Linked DNA regions of Homo sapiens: region 2 is linked to region 1. A link is a contact called in ENCODE Hi-C or POLR2A ChIA-PET data. All regions are on one chromosome and are shown on one strand. Each heading gives the region's core, a stretch centred on a gene start or an enhancer-like site at or near the end of the contact. The rest is flanking DNA. Distances are from core to core; before and after follow the strand shown. Region 1 has its middle 13 kb from the start of TMPRSS6. Region 2 overlaps CDC42EP1 (CDC42 effector protein 1).

Region 1 (3,697 bases), core at 54-2,553:
AACACAGCAACAGAGTATCCAAAAGGCCAGCCAGCAAGTCAGCAGCTTCCACATCTCTGGCCCCTGGCTGCCCTGGTCACAGCCCTGTCTCTGTCTGTCTCTCCCACGGCTAGCTCTTCTCTCCTAAGTACTTTACATTAACTTACTTCTTTTTTTGTAACAGGGCCTCACTCTGTTGCCCAGGCTGGAGTGCAGTGGCACGATCAATGCTCACTGCAGCCTCAATCTCCTATGCTCAAGGGATCTTCCCACCTCGGCCTCCCTAGTAGCTAGGACTACACGTATGTACCACCATGCCCGGCTAATTTTCTGTATATATTTTTTGTAGACACAGGGTCTCACCATGTTAGCCAGGCTGGTCTTGGACTCCTGGGCTCAAGGGATCCTCCCACCTGGACCTCCCTAAGTGCTGGATTACAGGTGCAAGCCACAGCACCCTGCCACATTCAATTATTTCTTTCATCCTCACAACAGTCCTGGTATTGTCCCCTTTTACAGATGAGAAAACTGAGGCACGGAGAAGCTTAGGTATTTGTCCAAAGTCACAGCTGATAGGCAGCAGGGCCAGTACTTAACCCAGGCTGCGGGGCTCCAGAGTGAGGGGGCCAGTACTTAACCCGGCTGCGGGGCTCCAGAGTGAGGGGGCCAGTACTTAACCCGGCTGCGGGGCTCCAGAGTTAAGGCTATAACCACTATGCCACACTGCCCCAAGGTGTCCACAAAGGCTGAAAGTGTAGAATGAAGGGGGCTTTGCTCGCTGCTGGATCCCCAACACCGTGACTTGCAGGTACTAGGCCCTCCTAAATGTCTGTTGAATGAATAAATGAATGAATGAACAATTCCTTCCTCTTCTAAGAACCATCCTCAAGCAGCTATCCAAAACTACCTGAACTCTGGCTCAGCCTCTCTTGCTAAAGCCCCGCACGGCATTCCACAATTCCTCCCCAGGTTAGAAGACTCCACCAGAGTGTTCACTGGCACCATTTCCTGATCAAGGCTTGTGCTCACAGGACCGGGTTGATTTTCTTCCACACCGAAGGAGGGCTGTGATCAGCTGGTCTACTTGTATGTGTCCTCCAGAGTCACTCCCTCCCAGACAAGGTTGGAGACTCTTTGTGGACAGAGCAGTAGCCGGCCTCCTCTCTGTGGCCAGTGCCCAGCATGAGGCCAGGTAAATAGAGGAATGGGAGATGAGACATTGTCTGCCAGCTCTGCTCCTCCCTCCGTCTGCATCCTGGCTTCCTGGAATCGTAGACTGGGCACTCCCCCCTCCACTACCCGACCTGCGTCTCTCACCACTCAGCGCTTCCTGCCTCACTTTCTGCCAGGCTCTGTGATGGGAGCCTCGAGTGTGTCATAGCCCTGGTGGTGGAAAATGTCTCTAAGCAAGTCAGCCTAGGGGATGTCCCAGGCCTGTCACAGGTGCTGGTGGTGAGCTCAAATTTAATCAACACTCCCTCCCCCACTACCAAACGCACTGTGTGGCCCGGGACACGGCACCGCCATCCCCTCAGGGCCTCTGGGCCTCTACTGAGGAACAAGACTTAGAACCTCTGTCATTCCTATCTTGGTAGGTCACTGTGTGTTTGTGTGGGATACCAGGGGTGCACACCCTTTAGAAGCTGTAAGAAGCTGTGCCATGTGGGTGCTAAATATTGCCTGGGTTCAACTTGCTCCACTACATTCTAGCTGTGTGATCATGGGTAAGTCACTTGGCCACTCTGAGCCATAGGCTCAGCTATAAAATGGGCTAAGAATAGTACCTCCCTCATGGCATTTGCTTAAGGATCCAGTGAGTTAAGGATGCTTCCAGAGAGTGGAAGGATCAATGTGCTTATAACAGAGTCTGACGCATCTAAGTGCTCAATACATGCAGTTCTCGAAGACTTTGAAGGACCGAGAACATTCCACAGTGGCTCTCACAGATCCTTGACCCCAAAGCTGTCCCTCCCCCACTGCCTGTTGATAAAGCCCAAATTGTCAAATAGTGGCTGCTAATCTGCAAGAACAATTCCTCTCTCTTCCAAGCACCATCCTCAATCAACTATAACCAAAACTAGCTGAGTTCCAGTTGAGCCCCCTTGCTAAAGCTCCACCCAACATTCCACCCTCCTTCCCCAATTAGAAGGTCCTTTCAGAGTCTTCTTGTGCCTGGCTTTTCTGACTAAAGTCTTGAGCTAACGGGGCTCTACCTGATGTTCTTCCAAAGCTATTAGTATCACCCTTAGATCCCCAGAATCTAGCCCAGGCTCTGACCCACGGCACAACAGTTGGTTATAACAGAGGTAGCTCAGGAGGGGGACAGTAGGAGGAAGTAATCTACTCTACTTGGGGGCAAATCAGAGGGCCTGCCAGAAGCAGAGATGCTTGAGTGGGGTTCTGAGGGATGCATAGGAACCTGAGGGTAGATAGCTTGGGTGGCAGGGCAGGGCTACTTCAAACCCAGGGATCAGCAGGTGCCAAGCAAATGAGTCAGTTGCAATCCCTACTCTCATCCCCACCCCCCAACCCCAGCGTGAACTCTTGATGTAAAATACATGTAGCCCAGGCCTTAAGCCATATTCCATGTGGCACCTGGAACCACAGAATGTCAGGGCTAGGAGAGCACTTAGAAATCATCCAATCTGCCTGCCCAATTCACAGATGGGGCAACTGAGGCATAAGAGCAGATGGGACCTCCCCAAAGTCCCCCAAGCCATGGACGATCACATTAAGGACCTCAGCCATTATCCTGAAAATGACAGTGGGTCACTGGAGGTTTAGCAAGGATGTGGTGTGGCCAGATACGACCTTTAGCCAGATCAGCCTGGCAGGGCTCAGAGGTGGAAGGATCAGAGGGGCAGGCGGCTGTGGGGACAGGCAGACCGAGGAGGAGGCTGAGCAGGCATACGAGTGAGAGGTGATGGCGTCAGGTCTGTGGCACGGAGGTCACCAGGGTGGGGGTGGGAGAAGCCAGTGAAATGCTGGCCCAGAGGGACACTGGACCAGCTTGGAGGGTGGAGGCAGTAGGAGGGGCTCAGCAGTTACGGAGGAGGAGGAGGTAAGACCACCTCGGCCTGACCAACCAGCATCGCCCTCAGCCTTCTCTCCTGGCCACCGTTCAGCCCCATCTACCTGCCAAACTATCAAAGGGCTTTGCTTTTTCTCCCACAATCACACTAATGGATCATGGCATCTTATTTTCCCCCCGAAGTTGACTGCCAGGAAGCTTAGAATGAAATTTTACCAGGTATTTTCCCATTAGTATAATTATCTCCTATGTAGCCTTCTGTATGCTAAGGGCCAAAAGCTCCGGAGTCAGATGTACCTGAGTTTGAATCCTGATGCTACCAACCATCAGCTGCGTTGCTCCACCTCCCTGGGCCTGTTTCCTAATCAGCAAAATGGGGAATAAAGCACCTGCTTCTCAAGGTTGTTTCCAGATGATGAGAGATGACGCCCAGGCCATGCTGGCACAATGTGTAGAGTGGAAGTATTGGTTCTCTTGCCCCTTCTTACTGTCCTCCTTGGTCTGTTTTTTCAGCTGTCAGTAATGAGGAGGACAGTGGTGGGTGCTTCATCCTGGACCTGGGCCTACAGTTTCCACCATAATTTACTTGGGAAATGCAGGCACCTGAAGTTGCTTCGAATGAGAGATGGGAGGTGGGGGAACGGAGGAAGCAAAATAACAAACCTAGTTCAACAAAGAGGAAACATG
Region 2 (3,682 bases), core at 727-3,226, 440 kb after region 1:
TTAAAATTTTTTTGTAAAAACCAGGTCTCATTATGTTGCTCAGACTTAGAATGAGTGAATGAGTGCTTCTATTTTTTCCTGATACATGGCTTAAGTGTATAGCTCAATGAATTATTTGTCCCCTATTCAGTCAGTACCTGCTCAGAGGCTGCCATCATTCTGATTGCTAATAGCATCAATTGGTTTTGCCTGTTACTGAACTTCCTTGTTTTTTTTTTTTTTTTTTTTTTTTTTTTTGAGACGGAATGTTGCTCTTGTTGCCGAGGCTGGAGTGCCGTGATGTGATCTTGGCTCACTGCAACCTCTGCCTCCAAGGTTCAAGTGATTCTCCTGCCACAGCTTCCTGGGTAGCTGGGATTACAGGTGCGCACCACCACGTCCGGCTAAGTTTTGTATTTTTAGTAGAGACGGGGTTTCTCTATGTTGGCCAGGCTGGTCTCGAACTCCTGACCTCAGGTGAGCCACCCACCTCAACCTCCCGAAGTGCTGGGATTACCAGCATGAGCCACCGCACCCGGCTGTGTTCTTGAACTTTCTATACACAGACTCACTTGGGTCCCCGTGTGCCTAGCTTCTGCCCCGCGTCAGTTGGAGGCCTCCATCCGTGTAGTTGGGTGTGATCATCTATCCTCTTCAGCTGCTAATGTTTGGACCCCGGATTTCCTCCTCTGTCGCGGGCCTGCCGTCACCGCCCATTCTGTCTTCCTTCCAGGTCTCCACCTCTGGGCAGGAGAGTTGCCGACCACCTCGGGGGTGCTTTCTCTGCGCTTGAACATCTATAGCTGCTTCTGAGGGGCTGGGAGCCGGGCCCCTGGGAGAGACGAGCCATGAACCCCCCACAGCCTCTGCATTTGGGGACCTCACCTTAGGAGAGTGCCATTTACAGCTTCCGCCAGGGCAAAGGAGCTGAGCAGCCATCCCAAGCCCAGCCCACCTCCCTCCCCCGGCCCCTGGTAGGCATGGACTAGCAGCTGTGAGCAGCCAGAGCTGATGCCCGGCCCCCAGGGGGGCAGAGGCGCCGCCACCATGAGCCTGGGCAAGCTCTCGCCTGTGGGCTGGGTGTCCAGTTCACAGGGAAAGAGGCGGCTGACTGCAGACATGATCAGCCACCCACTCGGGGACTTCCGCCACACCATGCATGTGGGCCGTGGCGGGGATGTCTTCGGGGACACGTCCTTCCTCAGCAACCACGGTGGCAGCTCCGGGAGCACCCATCGCTCACCCCGCAGCTTCCTGGCCAAGAAGCTGCAGCTGGTGCGGAGGGTGGGGGCGCCCCCCCGGAGGATGGCATCTCCCCCTGCACCCTCCCCGGCTCCACCGGCCATCTCCCCCATCATCAAGAACGCCATCTCCCTGCCCCAGCTCAACCAGGCCGCCTACGACAGCCTCGTGGTTGGCAAGCTCAGCTTCGACAGCAGCCCCACCAGCTCCACGGACGGCCACTCCAGCTACGGTGAGGGCCTGGGCCATCTTGGCCCACTTTTCAGAGGCTGAGGCTGAGGCCCAGAGGGGTTCAGTGGCTCCTCCAAGCTCCAAGTGAGCTCCAAGTGACCACAGAGGTCAGGCCCAGACCCCACATCATGGATGGGGAGGGGGTGCAGTGGTGGGAACAAGCTGACTCCCCAAAACACCTGAGGTTGAGAGTGAGGAGGTGGAGTTTGAATTCTAGCTGCCCCTCACTTGCTGTGTGACCTGGGCAAGCACATCCCCCTCTCTGGGCCTTAGCTGAACCAGTCACCCACCCATTCTTGCCCCCTTCAACCAAAGCCTTCCCCTCATGTCGGAATGATATCATGGAGAGGTGAAGGGCCTGGGCTCTAGATTCCAATCCAGTTCTGCCTGAATTTCAGGAAGTCAGTTGACCTCTATAAGTTCAAGTCCTCGCCTGGATAATGAGTCTCTCGGGGTCATTGCTAAGATTCAGTGCCAGGAGAGGCGCAGGGGGGCTGATACTTAGTAGGTGCTCAGGACACTGGAGCTGTTGTTATCTGAACTTGGTTTCCTGTAACTCGACAAATTTGGGAAACCACTCACAGGAACCGCAAGCCACAGGCCTTCCTGCCCAGCCAGAAGTGCCACCTTGGCCGTTCGGTCAGAGCTCACCTGAGAACCATGGGCCCCTGCTGCCACCTGGTGGCCACTCCCTGCCTTGCGGGAGTGGCTCTAACACCCCTGCCCCAGGCGGCTGCTCAGAACCGCACTGAGGACTGGTCCACAGAAACCCGATTCTGTCTCAGGTCTGTAGTCCTGGAAGCAGGGGCTGGACATGTCTGTCCTTCATTTCTATACAGTCAGACCCTGATTGCTGGTCCCATCCTGTGTCCACAAACCAGCTCACGTGCTATGGGTTCACCTGCAGCCATCGGCCAGCGTCATGGCAGGGAGCCGGTGGCCATGGCTGAGGTCACAGTTGGGACTGAGAGGAGATTTGAGCTCCAGACTTGATTCCACCTCGTCAGACTTCTATGGCCTTGGGCTAGCTCCTTCGCCCCATCCCAAACTGAGCCTCACTTTCCCCATCTGCATAATGGAAATGAGGATAATGATGATTTTCAGCTTTCGGGGTAGACAGGAAGATCACACAGGTGACCATGGAGTGTATTCTATTGGAAAGATGGGAGAAACCGAGGCCAGAGAGGGGAGGGACTAGCCAGAGGCCACACAGCAAGCCAGGACTGGTCCTGTCTCCCCTCCTGAATTCCTGGTGAGGGACCCCAGCTCTGAGCCCACTGCCCATTTCTCTTCTAGGCCTGGACTCTGGGTTCTGCACCATCTCCCGCCTGCCCCGCTCGGAAAAGCCGCATGACCGAGACCGGGATGGTTCCTTCCCCTCTGAGCCCGGGCTTCGCCGCTCTGACTCTCTCTTGTCCTTCCGCCTGGACCTCGACCTTGGGCCCTCACTCCTCAGCGAGCTGCTAGGGGTCATGAGCCTCCCAGAAGCCCCTGCAGCTGAGACTCCAGCCCCCGCTGCAAACCCCCCAGCCCCTACTGCAAACCCCACGGGTCCTGCTGCAAACCCCCCAGCCACTACTGCAAACCCCCCAGCGCCTGCTGCAAACCCCTCAGCACCTGCCGCAACCCCCACGGGTCCTGCTGCAAATCCCCCAGCCCCTGCCGCAAGCTCCACACCCCATGGACACTGTCCCAATGGGGTAACAGCTGGGTTGGGCCCAGTGGCTGAGGTGAAGTCCAGCCCAGTGGGAGGGGGTCCCCGAGGACCTGCTGGCCCTGCCCTCGGCAGGCACTGGGGAGCAGGCTGGGATGGCGGCCACCACTACCCAGAGATGGATGCGCGGCAGGAGCGGGTGGAGGTGCTGCCCCAAGCCCGGGCCTCCTGGGAGAGCCTGGACGAAGAGTGGAGGGCGCCCCAGGCAGGCAGCAGGACCCCAGTGCCCAGCACAGTGCAAGCAAACACCTTTGAATTTGCGGATGCTGAGGAGGATGATGAGGTCAAGGTGTGAGGGGCTGGGGCACGGTCCCAGGGCCCCACCTAGGTGCAGAGCCGGCCCCTCACCTAACAGCTGGTTCCTACCAGACCGGAGAGGGGAGAAGTCATGTTGCCCCTAAACCCCTCCCCACCTCTGCAGGACAGACATGGGAGGGAGGACAGGGAAGGCCAGGCTTGCTCTGGGACTTTTATGCTCCCAGAGGCCCTGCCAAACTGACCACCTCCCCCGACTGC

The links. Hi-C counts contacts between places; a loop is a spot of excess contacts on that map. ChIA-PET counts read pairs that join two places held with the same protein, here RNA polymerase II (POLR2A). Pooled maps may share reads with other maps.
Region 2: a loop to region 1 is called in a pooled map, with 5 times the contacts of the local background. The contact joins two enhancer-like sites. A Hi-C loop is called at or near these places in 5 of 50 pooled maps. POLR2A ChIA-PET finds 5 or more read pairs at or near these places in 2 of 52 experiments (IMR-90 and activated B cell).

Annotation. Positions count from the first base shown.
Region 1 is chr22:37,121,033-37,124,729 of GRCh38, forward strand. No RefSeq gene overlaps it. Among named protein-coding and RNA genes, the nearest start is that of TMPRSS6, 13 kb to the left of the region's middle. Within about 2 kb of position 1,304, at least 6 of the 41 ENCODE cell types and tissues checked have a DNase peak (open chromatin) inside an H3K27ac peak, as active enhancers do.
Region 2 is chr22:37,565,360-37,569,041 of GRCh38, forward strand. CDC42EP1 (CDC42 effector protein 1) reads left to right here. Exons shown (of 3, transcript NM_152243.3): 2 at 713-1,453; 3 at 2,749-3,682. The coding sequence starts at 991. The coding sequence ends at 3,461. Among named protein-coding and RNA genes, the nearest start is that of CDC42EP1, 6.7 kb to the left of the region's middle. RefSeq lists an enhancer at 2,465-3,116. Within about 2 kb of position 1,977, at least 29 of the 41 ENCODE cell types and tissues checked have a DNase peak (open chromatin) inside an H3K27ac peak, as active enhancers do.